Regions from separate parts of the Homo sapiens genome. Here region 2 is linked to region 1. A link is a loop called in an ENCODE intact Hi-C map of the cell type or tissue named here. Cell type or tissue: IMR-90. All regions are shown on one strand.

Region 1 (8,000 bases):
AAGAGATTCGGGGCCACATATTGAGTGGCTTAATGTAAAACAATATGGCATATTCAGCCATCTGAAATAAATGTCACTTGGAATCATGTCATCCTTATTGCATGACAAGCTATACCTTGCATTTGGGGTAAATTTATTTCTTCTTTCTTCCACTCCCTAGACCAACTTGGGAAGACTCTAACATACACTCTAGGAATTATCTTCATTACAAGCAGAGGTACTATTTAGAAGCATTATCAGTCCTGTTTAGATTTCATTTTATATTCATTTGATAACGATGATCCATCAAGATCTCTTGTGTTAAGGTGTTCTTTTGAGGAAGGGTTATCTGTATTGAAATATCATTTATTGACTGCCTGTGTAATAATGGCTCTTCTTCAAACTACCCAACATACACCATTTAATCCTTGCAAGATTCCCATGGAGTATGTATTATTAACCCCATTTTCCAGATGAGGAAACAGGCCTTGGGAGGTTCACTGATTTTCTAAAGTTGCACAGTAGAAAGTATCCCAGAGGGGACTCAAACCCAGGTCTGCCTGACTCCAAGAACCATGAAGCTCCCCAACAGATGACTGAATGAAATAAACCTGGGTACAAATGCTAAGGGTAATAGAAAAAAATGAAGTGACAGTCTGTGATGTGCTAATTAAGTGTTGTGTTTTATGACACCCATGAATTCTGGGCATGAGCTAAAGTCTCAAACTGCAAATTCAATTGATTTTGAAAGTGCTTTGGGCTAGGCACAATGGCTTACATCTGTAATCCCAGCACTTTGGGAGGCCAAGGCATAAGGACTGCTTGAGCCCAGGAGTTCAAGACCATCTTGGGTAATAGGAGACCCCAGTCTACAAAAACTAAAATGAAAAAATTAGCAGGGTGTAGCAGCTTATATCTGTAGTTCCTGCTACTCAAAAAGCTGAGGCAGGAGGATTGCTTGAGCCCAGGACATCGAGACTGAAGTGAGCTGTGTTCAAGTCACTGCACCCCAGCCTTGGCATTGAAGAGAGACCCTGTCTGTCTGTCTTTCTCTCTCTCTCTCTCTCTCACACACACAGACACACACACACACACACACACACACACACACACACAGTGTTTCATCTCTGAATAGCCCTGGTTCCTGGAGAGGATGTAATAGCAAATAGGTTTTATGGCATAGTTGGACCAACCAAAAGTTCCCCACTAACAAAGGTTAGTGATGTTTTTAGTACAATTCAGTAACAACATGAATTTTATTCCAGCAAACACAAGGCATTTTAACCAAATTTAAAATTTCCAACAGGATGAACCAGACTTCAGTAACTTAGGGGAGAGGGGTGCACTGCTTCCTAAGAAAAACCTTTTCTTAAAGGGAGGCCTTGACTTCTTTCCTCTTCCCCATCCTGGCATGATGCTGGTGCAGAATACATTTCCAAGGTTGTGTTATATTCAGAGGCACATTAGGCTATTCGAGAGAATGGGAAGAGGTCTAATGGCTTCGTTGTTTTCTATGTTTAGGATGCACTAATCTGCAGAGTTTAATGTATGAGTTGTGGATGGCACAGGGAAGTTGGGACAGAAGGCTAGCTCTAGGGAGTTGTTGGGGTGGCTGGGTGTTAGTCTGAAATTTCACTCTCACGTTTCAGAATCTGAAGAGGAAGTTAGGGAAATTCACAGATGAGCCAATGCCTTTTAACAGGTGGGGGGTTCAGGGGTAGGACTGGGAGAAGAGGAGCTGTCAGAAAAGCTGGAGAGCCATTCGCCCCAGAGCTCTCAGTTGCACCAGAACGCACAGTCGGAGAGAGATTTATTTGTGAACAAGCCCGAGAAAGGCAGACAACCCAGACAAGATGGGCTCAGAAATTATTTATCATAGGCTAGGGCAGAACAGTCTGGAGCTTTCCTTCTGCTTTGCAAGCACTTCCCTGGGACCTGCCTGGGAAGCACAGCCCTTCTTCCTGGTAAGTTACAGAAGGTCAGGCACTCAGCTAGTAGGCCAGCTAGACAGCAAAAAGTGTCTAAACTAAGTGCCAACTGTTTACTTGGGGTCTTCCAGACCCTATCATGGTTCTATTCGTCATGGTACACTCTGTTTGATTTCAATCGCACCATCTTTATATGTAGGAAGGCCAAACCGGCCCGGCTGTGTTGGGTGGGATTTCTGCAGGCCATGCAGTGAGGACGCCACTAGCTATAGACACACGCAGGAGACCCACGTTCTATTTCCATATGCCACTTGCCACTGACCTCAGAGAAATCATTTTAAACCCTGAACCTCAGCTTCCTTATCCTGAAAATGAAGGCCATTCTACTTCTTAGGCCTTCTTGACAGGAGCCTTGGGAGAGCCAAACGGAGTAATTCCGGTGACAGCGAAGAACTGGGAGGGACCGTGACTCCAAATTACTGAAGAAAAATAAGTTAAACATGCTCGGCTGGAGTTTTAGGAATTCCACCCGCCCCCACCCGCCATGATCAAACTGCAGTCAGGCAGCAGCCCTCCGAATTGATTCTTTCTTATGGACTGTCTCACATGCCAAACACCTATGTGCAGCACCCCTCCATCTCCGTGGGCTCCTATTGATGTCTGCCTTGCAGTGAAAGCGCTTTTTGTTGCCGCTGTTCGATACACCCCAGCACATCAACGCAGCAGCTGGGAGCAGGAGGAGGAATCCCTTCGCTTTCTCCCCTCCTTTCACTCCGAACCCTAGGCATCAGCAGCAACGCGCGTAGCCCGGCAAATTTCCGCACGTGAATGGATTTTCCTGGCTCATCTCCAAAGACCTTGCGGTATTTCACAAAGCTGAAGAGAGGTGAACGAGCATCACCCCCTCCAGGAGGTCGTGCAGCCCCGCGGGGACGCTCCTCCCGCTCCTCCACCCGCGGTGCAGCGGCCGCCTCCCGAGCTTGCTCGCGGGGCCGTTAGCGCCAGACCCGGCGGAGAGCCAAGGGGTCCCTCCGCGCCTCCCTCTCGCAGCCCCTCTCCACCAGTAGCAGCGCTGCTGTCTTCCCACAGGAGGACTTGGGAGGACGCTGGATTCTGCAGCGCCCCCGCCCCCTCGCTTTTTCTTTCTTTCCTTGCTTTGGGATCTTGCTGCTGGATCCGGAGAGGTTCTGAGAAGACAAGAGCAAGGGACTGAGAGCAGGCTTCCGCTGCGGCGCGCGAACACAGCCGGGACACAACCCCCAGCGTCTCCACCCGCTCCTCGCCACCCCGGCGGGAATGTGAGGAAGGAAAGCCCCCAGCGCCGCCGCCCGCCCTCGAAGGCGTCCCAGAGAGCGTCCTGGGGGCCCGCGGCTGGAGCCCTTGTGCCCGCAGCACCGCCGGACTGGAGCGGCGAGGCGCACCGGGTGCCGCTTCTCGGCTTCCACTCTTCAGAAAGAGCGCGGTGGGGATCAGCGCCTTTCCCGCACTCGGCACAACTCCGGGACCGGCGGCGCGCGGCTGGACCGAGTCCCGCTTCCCGCCAGCTCACCTGGAGTCGGGGGCAGCCCCTGCCCGCCCGCCTGCACCCCTTGTCGCTCTAGCTTGCGCGAACCTGCCGCTCCTCCACGCCCAGGTAGTGAGCCCCGCGGCTCCAGGTCTCTGCAGCGCCCTCGGCCCCATGGACAGCGCACCCATCACCACTCCCTAAGTGCTGGCGCCGCCGCTGTCCAAGCTGCGCACTGGGGTCCCTCGGCTCGCCCCTCTCTGGGGTGTCCGAGAGGCCAGGGAGCGTGCACCATGAAGTCCGCGCTTTTCACCCGCTTCTTTATCCTCCTGCCCTGGATCCTAATTGTCATCATCATGCTCGACGTGGACACGCGCAGGCCAGTGCCCCCGCTCACCCCGCGCCCCTACTTCTCTCCCTACGCGGTGGGCCGCGGGGGCGCCCGACTCCCGCTCCGCAGGGGCGGCCCGGCTCACGGGACCCAAAAGCGCAACCAGTCTCGGCCGCAGCCACAGCCGGAGCCGCAGCTGCCCACCATCTATGCCATCACGCCCACCTACAGCCGCCCGGTGCAGAAAGCGGAGCTGACCCGCCTGGCCAACACGTTCCGCCAGGTGGCGCAGCTGCACTGGATCCTGGTGGAGGACGCGGCGGCGCGCAGCGAGCTGGTGAGCCGCTTCCTGGCGCGGGCCGGGCTGCCCAGCACTCACCTGCACGTGCCCACGCCGCGGCGCTACAAGCGGCCCGGGCTGCCGCGCGCCACTGAGCAGCGCAACGCGGGCCTCGCCTGGCTGCGCCAGAGGCACCAGCACCAGCGCGCGCAGCCCGGCGTGCTCTTCTTCGCTGACGACGACAACACCTATAGTCTGGAGCTCTTCCAGGAGGTAAAGGCCAGCCTGCCCCGCTGGGTGGGCGAGGGCGGGAGTGGGCCTCCGGGCCGGCCGGGCTGCAGTCACACGCCCCTTGCACTCCGGGTGCACTTTTGAGTTCTCAGTTCTCCGTGCGCGCATTCGGGGCACCGAGTGGAGCCGCTCCTTGCTGGCACTCCGCAGCCTCCGCTGGCCGTGGGGGTGGAGGGGCTGTGTGTGAGAGGATCACTGTGGCTTAAGGGGCGGGAGTCTGCCCTGGGGCTTTTCTGTGTGGAGATTGTGTCAAGAGAATAGCACAGGTGTGAGGCGCGGGAATGATTTCCAGGGGCCAGGCTCCTGACGACCTGAGGATGGAGCTTAGACCTGCAGGCGCTGGCTGCGATAGGAGATCAGGGAGGGACCTGCACCGTAGCGGGTGGCGGTGGAGGGGTGGGGGTGGTGGGGACGGGTAGGCTAGGTGTTACTCGAGGCTTTTCAGTGCCTACAGGTGTGATTCTCAGTCTAGGACCATATAGGGAGAAAGGTGGAGATAGCCTAGAGAGAAATTTGACTATTGCGGCCCACTGGCACGGAAATGGTTGTTAGAAGAAACACTGACTTCTATGGAGGTCCTTCCTCTCTTTCCCACACCTCACAAAAGTCTTTTCTGACCCTCAAGATTACTTTTTTTTTTTTTTTGCAAGAAAACCCTTTCTGGAAAATAAACTGTTCTGCCCTGTGGTTACGTCTTTTTTGCAGCCCAAGGTAAACATCTGGGCTGCCTGATCCCTTTTCACAACCTTTCTCTAAGGCCTCTTTTTGGCGAGTTAGCCAGGACACATTTGGCGGGGCCTTTTGCGTCTTTCTGGTGCAGCCAGGTCCTGAGTGCATCCGGGCTCCCTGCTGTTGAGATGGCCCATGAGTTCCCTGGGATGGCCACGCGCGCACCGCCCCCCCCCGCCGCCCCCGGCAGGCACAGGGTTAGAACAGGTGTTCTTCCTTGAGGCTGGTATCTTGCGGTGTGTGTGTGTGTAGCCTGCAAATGAGACTGAGTGGCATGGGTTTTCTCAGTTTTCTTCTGTCTACGCAATTACAGCCAAAGAAAATCTTCTTGATTGATTTGACGCCCTGTGAGACTGTTGCCTTCCTCCACCTGAAATTTCTTGACGTCCTGCTTCAGAGACTCCCCCTCAATTCCCCTTCTCCCAAGTAAACTGGACATTGGGAAAATACTATGTGTGAGTTGGACACTGAACTGCTAAAATAATCTGTGTGTCTGGTCATCAGATACCCTAACTGCTTCCCACACTTTCATCCTCATCTCTGGGTTGCTTTCTTAACCCCAGGGCAGAGCTATTCTGTACTCTTCCAGTTTAATTTTTCTGTGTGGCTTTAAAAAAATTTTCTTAAAGGTAATTGCCGCCTTCATTTCTATTCATCCTCTCTTTCATGAATAAAAGGCACAGTAATTGTCCTTCATCTTTTCTTTTCCATCCTTTCACTGTAGAGGGCTTTCTTTCCACGTTTCTCCAAATGAATAAATAAGCTTGGCATTGTATAGTATGGTCCTTACTCAACCCAAGATTAGAGATACCATCTGACGTTTTTAACTGGGCTTTTAATCCTGCATCAGTGCTCCCCCCTCCAAAAGAAAAAAGTGGCTTGCATCTGAAGCAAAGACTGTACATTTCAATGCACCACAATTTTTAAACCGCAAGGTCTTTTTATTTTCTTCTACAACTTCGAAGTTGCCTCGTCTGTGACAATATGTGGTCTTGTTGAAGTAAAATAGTGCACATTACTGTTAATGAACACTGTAGGAGGCTAGATTGTGAAGGAGGAATGATTTAGTTTATTCCGAGCTTCTAGCCTCTTGGTGTGAGGTGTTAGAAGAATTGGCACACGCAGGCAGTGAAATGATTCAGGACACAGCCTTCCTTTGATGCTTCCCAAACTGAAAGGAGGGTTTGTTGGTGGGGGATATTAAGCATCAGGAGAAAATTCCAGTAGGTTTTTCATTAGTCCATATGGGGGAAAATATAAAATGAGGAGAGGGTAAGGAGAAAAAAATAGTGTTGTCAGAGAGGACATTATAAAGGAAAAACGCAAAACTTTCAAGACACTAAACTTTTGTACAATTGGAAGTAATGCAATAAAATAAAATAAGAGCATATGCAACATTTTTTAATGGTGAGGTGCCACATATACAAAAAATACAACAGGTTTATTGTTTCTGTTGTCATTTTAAGCATAATAGGCATGACATACTTAGAATTTAAGTTTTCTATCTCCTGGAGGTCACTCCCAGACAGTAATTTTATGACTAGTACCTTTCTCTACCACTCCCCCACCAGCATTGTTTTTGGACAGATTAGGCCTTTGTTTGACATATATGTATGCTGATACATTCAGTTTTCTTTATTATAACATTTTCCATGCATGGCAAACATTATTGAATTCCATCATTAGGCTAGTGGAATTTATGAATTCTTAGTCTTGTGCATTTTCCAGAATTTGGAAATCCGTAGGTTTATTTGTGAGACAGCCTACCATACACCCGTTCTCAGATTAATGATTCCGTGTAAATTATAGTTTAGACATTGTTCTCTGGAGAAAACGTAGGACCAGATAAAACATTGAAAATCTACAGCTCCTTGGGGGAAAGCAAAGATGCTGATTAGGAATGCTATAGGGCTGAGGCATATATCTCAGCCCTTTATATTGTGCATGCACACCAATTAGTTTTTCAGTAATTCACAGTACTTAAGGAAAGAATACCCCAAGTCAGGTTTCATCTTTTATTCATGGTGCTTCTAATTTCCATGGTTGATGTTAAAGTGGATAAGATAAAAGGAGGAAAATGAACCACGTACAAATTAGCTCCGTAAGTATTGGCTGCAAATGAAGGAAAGCAAAGGATGAAAGGTCTCCAAATTAAATTAAAGACGCAACAGGCAATCTGTGTTCAATTATTCCTCCCTGGTAACTGGAATGGTGCTTTGTCATCTCATACAGCTAACTAATTTTCAGCCTTTCCTTTCAACTGATCTGCATTGCCAGGAAAGAAATATTTGCATTGAATACTCTTATGTTAACAGCCAAATCCATTTGCAAATGAAGTTTAGTGTGAATCTTAGCTACAGAAATGGGCCTGTTCATTGGAGAAGGAGGTGGTGGGGTTTTTCAGGTTTCAAAAATCTCAACAGCTACTCCTCTTCTTCCTGTGGCATTGATGGGGTTTTGCACTGTGGATCACAGGTAATCCTGCCTCCCTGTGCATCCTATCCATCTCCCTCTCTGGAAAAGCTTACTTGCAAAGGATTTAAGCTGCTTTAATAAAAGCCACAACTACAGATAAATGTGACTTTATTTTTAGTCATGTTTTCAATAACACTATTGATCAGATTTCTGTTTTTCACCAGAAAACCTTCAAAGCTTTCTTAAATTTAAAACAGATGCTTTTCAGGTGAAGTTGGTTTCACCTCTGGAAATCAATTGAATTGAAATACTAAAAAAAAATAGCACTTTCCAAGCAAGAAAAAAAAAAACTTTAGAAATTTTGAAGTTAATGAAATAAGACTGGAAGACAGGCTGGCTCTCAGACACTTAAGGGGTTATCAAAGGAGTCAGTGACTGAGATTGCATCTAGAAGATGTTTCTGGAAAGCAATGAACTAAAGAAGCCCCTTGCTTGAATCTTTTGTTGGGTGCTATTCAGCTATTTGTGTACTAGGCAGATAAA
Region 2 (8,000 bases), 440 kb after region 1:
GAGGGAAAAAAACTATTCCACATTAGGGAATGGTTTTATGTATATTAGGAAGAATATACTGAAAACTATACACATAGCTTGTATATTTTAGTTAGATTACACTTACCTTCAGTAACTGAATCTAAATACCTATCTTCAAAGATTATAGGTAATGAATTGAGATCTCCATCTAATTCACTACATTCAATAGGTAAGGGTGGAAGAGAACTGCAGAAGGAAGTATTTTTGATAGCGGTGCACATCTGTAGATGACTCTGAGCACTGAAAAATATTTCTTCAGTCAGATTGTAATTTAGAAAAATTATACCCAACTCCCCTTTGTAGAATCTACCCTTTCCCCTTCCCTCCTCAATTCCTATCCCTCATCTGCAAGACATAACCTTCTTATGAGAGAGCTGCTTGGTCAGCGATAAAAACTGGTAAAATGAAAATGATAGTTTGTTGGCAATAAATTATTGACTTATTAAATTACAGACTGCTAATTATTTATGTAATTCCCATTATATTCTTCCATACTTTCTTATGTTATTTTAAAGTGAATTTCTATGCTTAATGTCTCAACTTCTAAATCTGCTGCAAATCACATATAAGAGAAATACCAAAAGCTTAACTGCTTAATAATTATTTGATGCTAGTGCTGGGAAAAAGACGTGTTTCATTTCTACTGTTTCTACTTAACATATATTGACAAATAAAATTAACAGCTATTTTAAAACAAGATGTATAATTTTCTAATACAAAACAGTTAAAACAGAAAACCCTGTCTTATGGAAAATTTCAAACAAATCAAAGAATAGTATAAAATACCCCATATACATACCTCCGAACTTCAACAGTTAACATATACCCTTTCTATCAGCACTCACTACCTACCCTGATACTCTATTATTATTTACAGGATTTTTTTTGTGGTATAATTTATATGCATTAAAATATAAATCTTAGCTGTATGCTTTTGACAAATGGATATATGATACAGAACATTTCCATCTACTCAGATGGTTCCCTCATGTCTTCCCAATCCAGCACAAGTCAATGCCAAGAAAACCATGTCCTGTCTTTTTTCCATCTTGCTTTTGCTTGTTTATAACTTCATATAAGTAGAATCATACAGTATTCAATTTTTAATGTCTAGCTTTTTTTGCTCAGCATAATGTCCTCAAAATATTCCTTAATGCCAAAGAAAACCAGGACTAAATCTACTCAGTAGGAAAGATAGAAGGCATTTGTTCTGGATATTTTAATTGTAAATCATTTACAATTACAGAAGACAGTATATATGAAAATCTGTAATAAAAAAGGATGAACATAAGAAATTCTGGCCTGTGAAAATAAAGACAGAATATGGCTAAATGGAAGGCTACAGCCAAAGCTGTATGAGACTACCAAGATTATGGTAGATCTGATAAAAAAGGAGGGAGGAATACAGTGCATTATGCTTCTTTATATGTAAAGTATGGAACTTTAATGAAGTAACTAATAAGATGAAACAATTTGATTATAGATGGGATTTCTGAAATTCAAATTCTCCTAATTTCTTATATTGTTAATACTGTATATTCTGTCACTGATAAATTCTGAGACAGGTATCTTATGTAAAAGGAAGTAATATCATTTTAATTTTGAATTTATACTACTCACTGAAGTTCCTGGTATGCAATGGCAGCTTCTCTTGGATGCTCAAAACAAAAGAATGCCTCAGAAAATCTGCGTACCTAAAAAATTCCAAAGGAGAGTATTAATAACATGACGTATTTAAAAAGTCAATCCGGCATCTTATGGTAAGGAGAGAAACTGCCTCCATTACGCCTTCCACAATCACCCGTCAGAATTAAACTTCCCTTCTCCCTCTTCAGTGTTGCCAATGTATTTTTGTACTGCATGAAATAAATCTGGAAAGCATATATAAATATAAACTATTATGATTACCACCATAGCCTTTACCACCTTTTGTCTTAAAATAAATCATCTCCCCTCCTAAAGTGTAATGTTCTTTAGAAGAGAAGCTATGGGCCAGGCGTGGTGCCTCACACCTGTAATCCCAGAACTCTGGGAGGCTGAGGTGGGTGGATTACCTGAGGTCAAGAGTTCGAGACCAGCCTGGCCAACATGGTGAAACCCTGTCTCTACTAAAAACACAAAAATTAGTGGGGCATGGTGGCAGGTGCTTGTAATCCCAGCTACTCAGGAGGCTGAGGCAGGAGAATCGCCTGAACCCAGGAGGCAGGGGTTGCAGTGAGCCAAGATGGCGCCCTTGCACTCCAGCCTGGGCGACAAGAGTGAAACTCCTGTCTCAAAAAAACAAAACAAAAAAAAGGCAAAGCTATGTTTTGATGACCTTTGCATCCCCACAAAACATGTATCTTGGCATATTACAGAATCAAGTACTTGATAAATACATGTTGAATCTAGCTGAACATTTCTTCCATTATATTTGTATTTTAACCCTTTCATTTTTAATTATGAAAGGAAAGGCTTTGTCAGCTACTGGAGCAAAATTAGGCAACAGGAGCCAGAAAAGATGTCTTATTTGGACAGTACAGGGAGGAGAAATTATATTACATCTACAATTATTTTCTAAACAAAGTAAGATCTAGGATTCTTTGGTTTTAAATGTCCAACAAATTAGAGACCTATTTTACTTGTCATCAATATCCGGCCAGGTGAATTTCTGACTTACTAAACTTGTTTCCCTAAGCAGATAAACCTGGGTCTTCAGACAAACAAGTCAATGAGGGAAGTGGGAAAAGAAGATATCAATGAGAAGGATGCATTCTGTGTCTTTACTTTCATATGTGGTCCAAATGCTTTTTTCCCCTCTCCAACATTAAAGGAAAGGTGAGAGAAAAATAACAGCCTGTCTGGCTATTAAGATGATTTCCTTTGGGGCTATAAAGCATGAAAAAAACGCATCTTTAAGTTATCTGGATTCCTGCAGTTGCAGCTGGACCTACGAAACTGGCGCTAGCTGCTTTTCCTTCTCTCTCTACCTTCTCTAAGTCCTACAATAATGATCATTTCTTGACAGTACTCTACCTCATAGTCTCCACACTAAAAACTTTATTCTAATTCTTTGACTTAAACCACATAAAAACTCAATGTCAAATTGAATGATGAAGAAAAAACAAACAAAAAAAAACCTCTAGGATGATATTATCTTCATTTAATAGGTGAGGAAACAAAGACACAAAGAGGTTAATTATTTGGCCAAGATAACATAGCTAGTAGGCGATAAACCTGTGATTCAAACGAAGATTTGAGAAACTCCAGTTCTTGTGCTCCAAACACTTACCTTTTCCTTTCTGCATTAAGACTCCTTGTTATCAGAAATCTTTCTTGTATGCACCCAAATGAAGTTCTTTCTAAATTCACTCTCAGCATAATTATCATGCTGTAGCTATTACAACTAAGGGTATTAACTGTAGTGTGTGGCCATAACTAAGGTATGACTGCCACCTGATGGCAATACAGCTAATTTTCAGGCAAAAGTTTGACAGAAAAAAATTTTTAATTTACAAATTTAAATTTCAAATATGGGGAATATATATATTACTGCTTTGTATATGTATGTATTTTGGCATGCATTTTTGATATTTATAAAAAATGAATTTTGTGTGCCCAATTAAAAAAAAACTTATTTGGCAACATCACTTATTCAAAAGCTAGGAGGAAGACAGCCAAGCATTCAAAATAAGTATTTGTTAATGCTTCACAGAGTTAAATACTCCTGTATCTGTGTTCATTCTAATAATGCTGTTCAAATTGCTAACACAGTATTTATATTACAATTCTATACATGTGCATTCAGATTAGATTCTAATCTTGAGTGCAGGGTCTATATCTGATAGATTATCTAATATCTATGCTACCTTGAAAAAAATAAGCACCTTGCAAATGTTTACTGAACAAATGTTTTTTACGTCCTTGCACTAACTCATAGCAAAATTATCATAAAATTGTTTCATTACAAAGCTGATTTATACTTACTAGTTGATACAATTGCACTTGGTTTCAGTTATTTGCTTTCCCAATCCACACCACATTAAAAGAGCAAATTAGACAAAGAAAAATGAATTACAGAGGTAAGTACACAGGCAGTTACAAGAAATGATGAGAACGTGATGAAGAAATATCCGTCCTTAAAAAAAAAGCCTAGAATTCCCCTATAAAAGATCACACAAAATAAATAAAAAATTAATACTTGAGGTCTTTTAATGGATATTCCAATATCCTGGCATTTTTAATAATATGGAATACTAGTGCATTAAAAGCTGAGCACATTAAATAAAATTCACAACTAAATTATTATCATATATATCATATCATACCTATACTAAAGTATGTTTAGTATAGGCATGCCTTGGAAATATTATGGGTTAGGGTCCAGACCACCACAATAAGGTGAATATTGCAATAAAGCAAGTCACATGAATTTTTTCAGTTTCCCAGTGTGTATAAAAGTTATGTTTACACTATACTGTAGTCTCTTAAGTGTGCAATAGCATTATACCTTTTTTAAAAAAGCCAATGTGTATACTTTAAAAATATTTTATTGTTAAAAATGCTAATGATCATCTGAGCCTTCGGCTACTTTTGCTGCTGGAAGGTCTTGCCTTGATATTGATAGCTGCTGATCAGGGTGGCTGCAGTGGCTATGGCAATTTCTTAAATTACAACAATGAAGTTTGCTGCATCAATTGACTCTTCCTTTCACAAAAGATTTCTCCTTAGCATGTGATGCAGTTTAACAGCATTTTACCCAGAGTAGAACTTCAAAATTGAGTCAATCCTCTTGACTCGCCACTGCTTTTTCAACTAAGTTTATGTAATATTCCAAATCTTTTGTTATTTCAACAATGTTCGCAGCATCTTCACCAGGAGTAGAGTCTATCTCAAGAAACCACTTTCTCTGTTCATCCATAAGAAGCAACTCTTCATCTATTCAAGTTTGATAATGAGATTGCAGCCATTCAGTCACATCTTCAGGCTCCACTTCTAATTCTAGTTCTCTTGCTATTTATACCACATTTGCAGTTATTTTCTCCACTCGTCGTGACCCCTTCAAAGTTACCTATGAGGGTTAGAATCAACCTCTTCCAAACTTCTGTTCATGTTGATATTTTGACCTCCTTCCTTGAATCATGAATGTTCTTAATGGCATCTACAACGGTGATTTTTTCCCAAAAGTTTTCCTTTTGCCCAGATCCACCAGAGGAATCACCATCTGGGGCAGCCAACACCTTACAAAATGTATTTAAGTAATAAGGTTTGAAAGTCAAAATGACTCATGCATCACATGGGCTGAAGAATAGATCGTTGTGTTAGTCCACATGGAAACATCGTTAATCTCCTTGTATATCTCCATGAGAGGTCTTGGCTGAGTAGGTGCAATATTAATGAGCAATAATATTCTGAAAGGAATCTTTTTATTCCTGAACTGTAGGTCTCAACAGTGGGCTTAAAATATTTAGTAAACCATGCTGTAAACAGATGTGCTGTAATCTAGGCTTTGTTGTTTTGTTAATGCAGCAGAGTAGATTCTGCATAATTCTCAAGAGCTCTAGAATTTAGGAATGGTAAATGAGTACTGGCTTCAACTTCAAGGCACCAGTTACATTAGCTCCTAACAAGAGAGTCAGCCTGCCCTTTAAAGTCATGTACTGATTTCTCTTTTCTAGCTATGAAAGTCCTAGATGGCATTTTCTTCTACTAGAAGGCTGTTTTATCTCCATTGAAAACCTGTTGTTTAGTGCAGCCACCTTCATCAATTATTTTTGCTAGATCTTCTGGATAATGTGCTGTAGCTTCTCCATCAGAACTTGCTGCCTTACCTCACACTTTTATGTTATGGAGACTTCCTGCCTTAAACCTCAACACCCAATCTCTGCTAGTTTCAAATTTTTCTTCTGTAGCTTCCTTACCTTTCAGCCTTCATAGAATTGAAAAGAGTTAGGACCCTGCTGTGGATTAGGCTTTGACTTAAGGCACTGTTGTGGCTGGTTTGATCTTCTATCCAGAACACTCAATCTTTTCCCACATCACTACTAAGGCTGTTTCACTTTCTTATCGTTCCATTAGAAAAGCATTTCAATTTCCTTCAATAACTTTTCCTTTACATTCACAAGTTGGCTAACTGGTGCAAGAGACCTACCTTGCAGTCTATCTTGGCTTTCGACATGCCTTCCTCCCTAAGCTTAATCATCTCGAGCTTCTGATTTAAATTGAGAAACTTGCAACTTTTCCTCTCACTTGAACACTTAGAGATCATTGCATATTAACTGGCCTAATTTAAATATTGCTGTTTCTCAGGGAATATGGAGACCCAAGTAGAGGAAGAGAGATGAAGGGAATGCTAGTTGGTGAAACAGTCAGAACAAACACAACATGTATTAAGTTCACTGTCATATATGGGCACAACTGTGGTGCTTCAAAACAATTCCAATAGTAACATCAAAGATTATGGTTAGAATATTTAAAGAAAAAAAATTACCCATTAAAGATCACACTACTGGCTGGGCATGGGGCTCATGCCTGTAATCCCACCACTATGGGAGGCCGAGGCAGGTGGATCACCTGAGGGGAGGAGTTCGAGACCAGCCTAACCAACACGGTGAAACCCTGTCTCTACTAAAAATACAAAAATTAGCTGGACATGGTGGCAGGCACCTGTAATCTCAGCTAATTAGGAGGCTGAGGCAGGAGAATTGCTTGAACCGGGGAGGCAGAGGTTGCAGTGAGCTAAGATCGTGCCATTGCACTCCAGCCTGGGTGACAAGAGCAAAACTCCATCTAAAAAAAAAAAAAAAAAAAAAGGAAAAAGACGTGCACACCACCATGCCTGGCTAATAGTTGTATTTTTTGTAGAGATGAGGTTTCCCCATCTTGCCCAGGCTGGTCTGGAACTCCTGGGCTCAAGTGATCCACTCACCTCAGCCTCCCAAAATGTTAGCATTATTGGCATAAGCCACCATCCCCCACCTGGATAGACTTATTTACTGGAAGTGCTAGATGTGGTTTGTATATATACACATAAAGGTGATAAAATATTGTTTATGCTTATAGTTATAGCCAAATTGGAAGTCTGCCTAAACCTTGCGAAATATAAAAGCATCAAATTATATACTATAAATAAGCAATATGTTCCCAGAAAGAAGTACTTTTAATTTATTTAGAAAATAGACATTCACAGTTATACTCAAAGAATATCAGATCAAGTAGTTTAAGCAATAAGTATCTCTTCTTAAAAATGCAAACTTCATAATGTTTTGAGTAAATAATGCATCATTGTAAAGAGGTTCTTAAAGTGGAAAAGAATGGCTATACAAGCTATTCCTAACTTTTCCCCTCTACTAGAATATAAGTTCCATCAATACTGTTGAAAATACTATTTTATGGCTGGGCACGGTGGCTCACACCTGTAATCCCAGCACTTTGGGAGGCCGAGATGGGCGGATCACAAGGTCAGGAGATCGAGACCATCCTGGCTAACACGGTGAAACCTCATCTCTACCAAAAATACAAAAAAATTAGCCAGGCATGGTGGCGAGTGCCTGTAGTCCCAGCTACTTGGGAGGCTGAGATGGAGAATGGCGTGAACCCAGGAGGCGGAGCTTGCAGTGAGCCGAGGTCACGCCACTGCACTCCAGCCTGGGTGACAGAGCAAGACTCTGTCTCAAAAAAAAAAAAAAAAAAAAAAAGAAAAGAAAATACTATTTTATGATATTAAAATCTCAATAAAAGCTAATAAGAATTCACTGACACTCTGGTTTCCTTACTGGAAGGTAATGGGTCCACATTAGAATCTAGGATCCTGCTAATCCATATGGCAGCTTTAAAGTATAAATTTCAAAAACATGCTCCTTCTACAGGCAGATGCAACTAGACTCCAAGGAGGACAGGCCAAATTTCAGTTCCCACTCTTTCTAGCACAGTTACTCAGGGATACCCTAACCCTGTTAATCACTTGCACAACTTTTAAAAAGTTCCCTAGGTCTGGACCT

The links. Hi-C counts contacts between places; a loop is a spot of excess contacts. Peaks named below come from ENCODE experiments on the same cell type or tissue, not always from the same donor. Only the 100,000 strongest peaks of a DNase experiment are listed, where the experiment ranks them.
Region 2: a loop joins it to region 1, with 15 times the contacts of the local background. A loop is called at or near these places in 17 of 110 quality-filtered maps.

Annotation. Positions count from the first base shown.
Region 1 is chr6:70,952,134-70,960,133 of GRCh38, reverse strand. It overlaps B3GAT2 (beta-1,3-glucuronyltransferase 2), which reads left to right and starts at 3,074. Exons shown (of 4, transcript NM_080742.3): 1 at 3,074-4,295. The coding sequence starts at 3,705. It overlaps LOC124901229, which reads right to left and starts at 3,706. Exons shown (of 2, transcript XM_047419611.1): 1 at 3,606-3,706; 2 at 1,217-3,502. The coding sequence starts at 3,706. The coding sequence ends at 2,776. RefSeq lists an enhancer at 3,299-3,814 and silencers at 3,743-3,872, 4,343-4,482. In IMR-90, a CTCF peak has its summit at 4,027 (motif pointing right); a DNase peak (open chromatin) is centred at 4,053; H3K4me3 peaks cover 869 bases; H3K27me3 peaks cover 4,647 bases.
Region 2 is chr6:70,516,228-70,524,227 of GRCh38, reverse strand. It overlaps FAM135A (family with sequence similarity 135 member A), which reads right to left. Exons shown (of 22, transcript NM_001162529.3): 13 at 1,642-1,715; 14 at 107-261. Among named protein-coding and RNA genes, the nearest start is that of SDHAF4, 47 kb to the left of the region's middle. In IMR-90, a CTCF peak has its summit at 3,448; no DNase peak of the experiment used is centred here.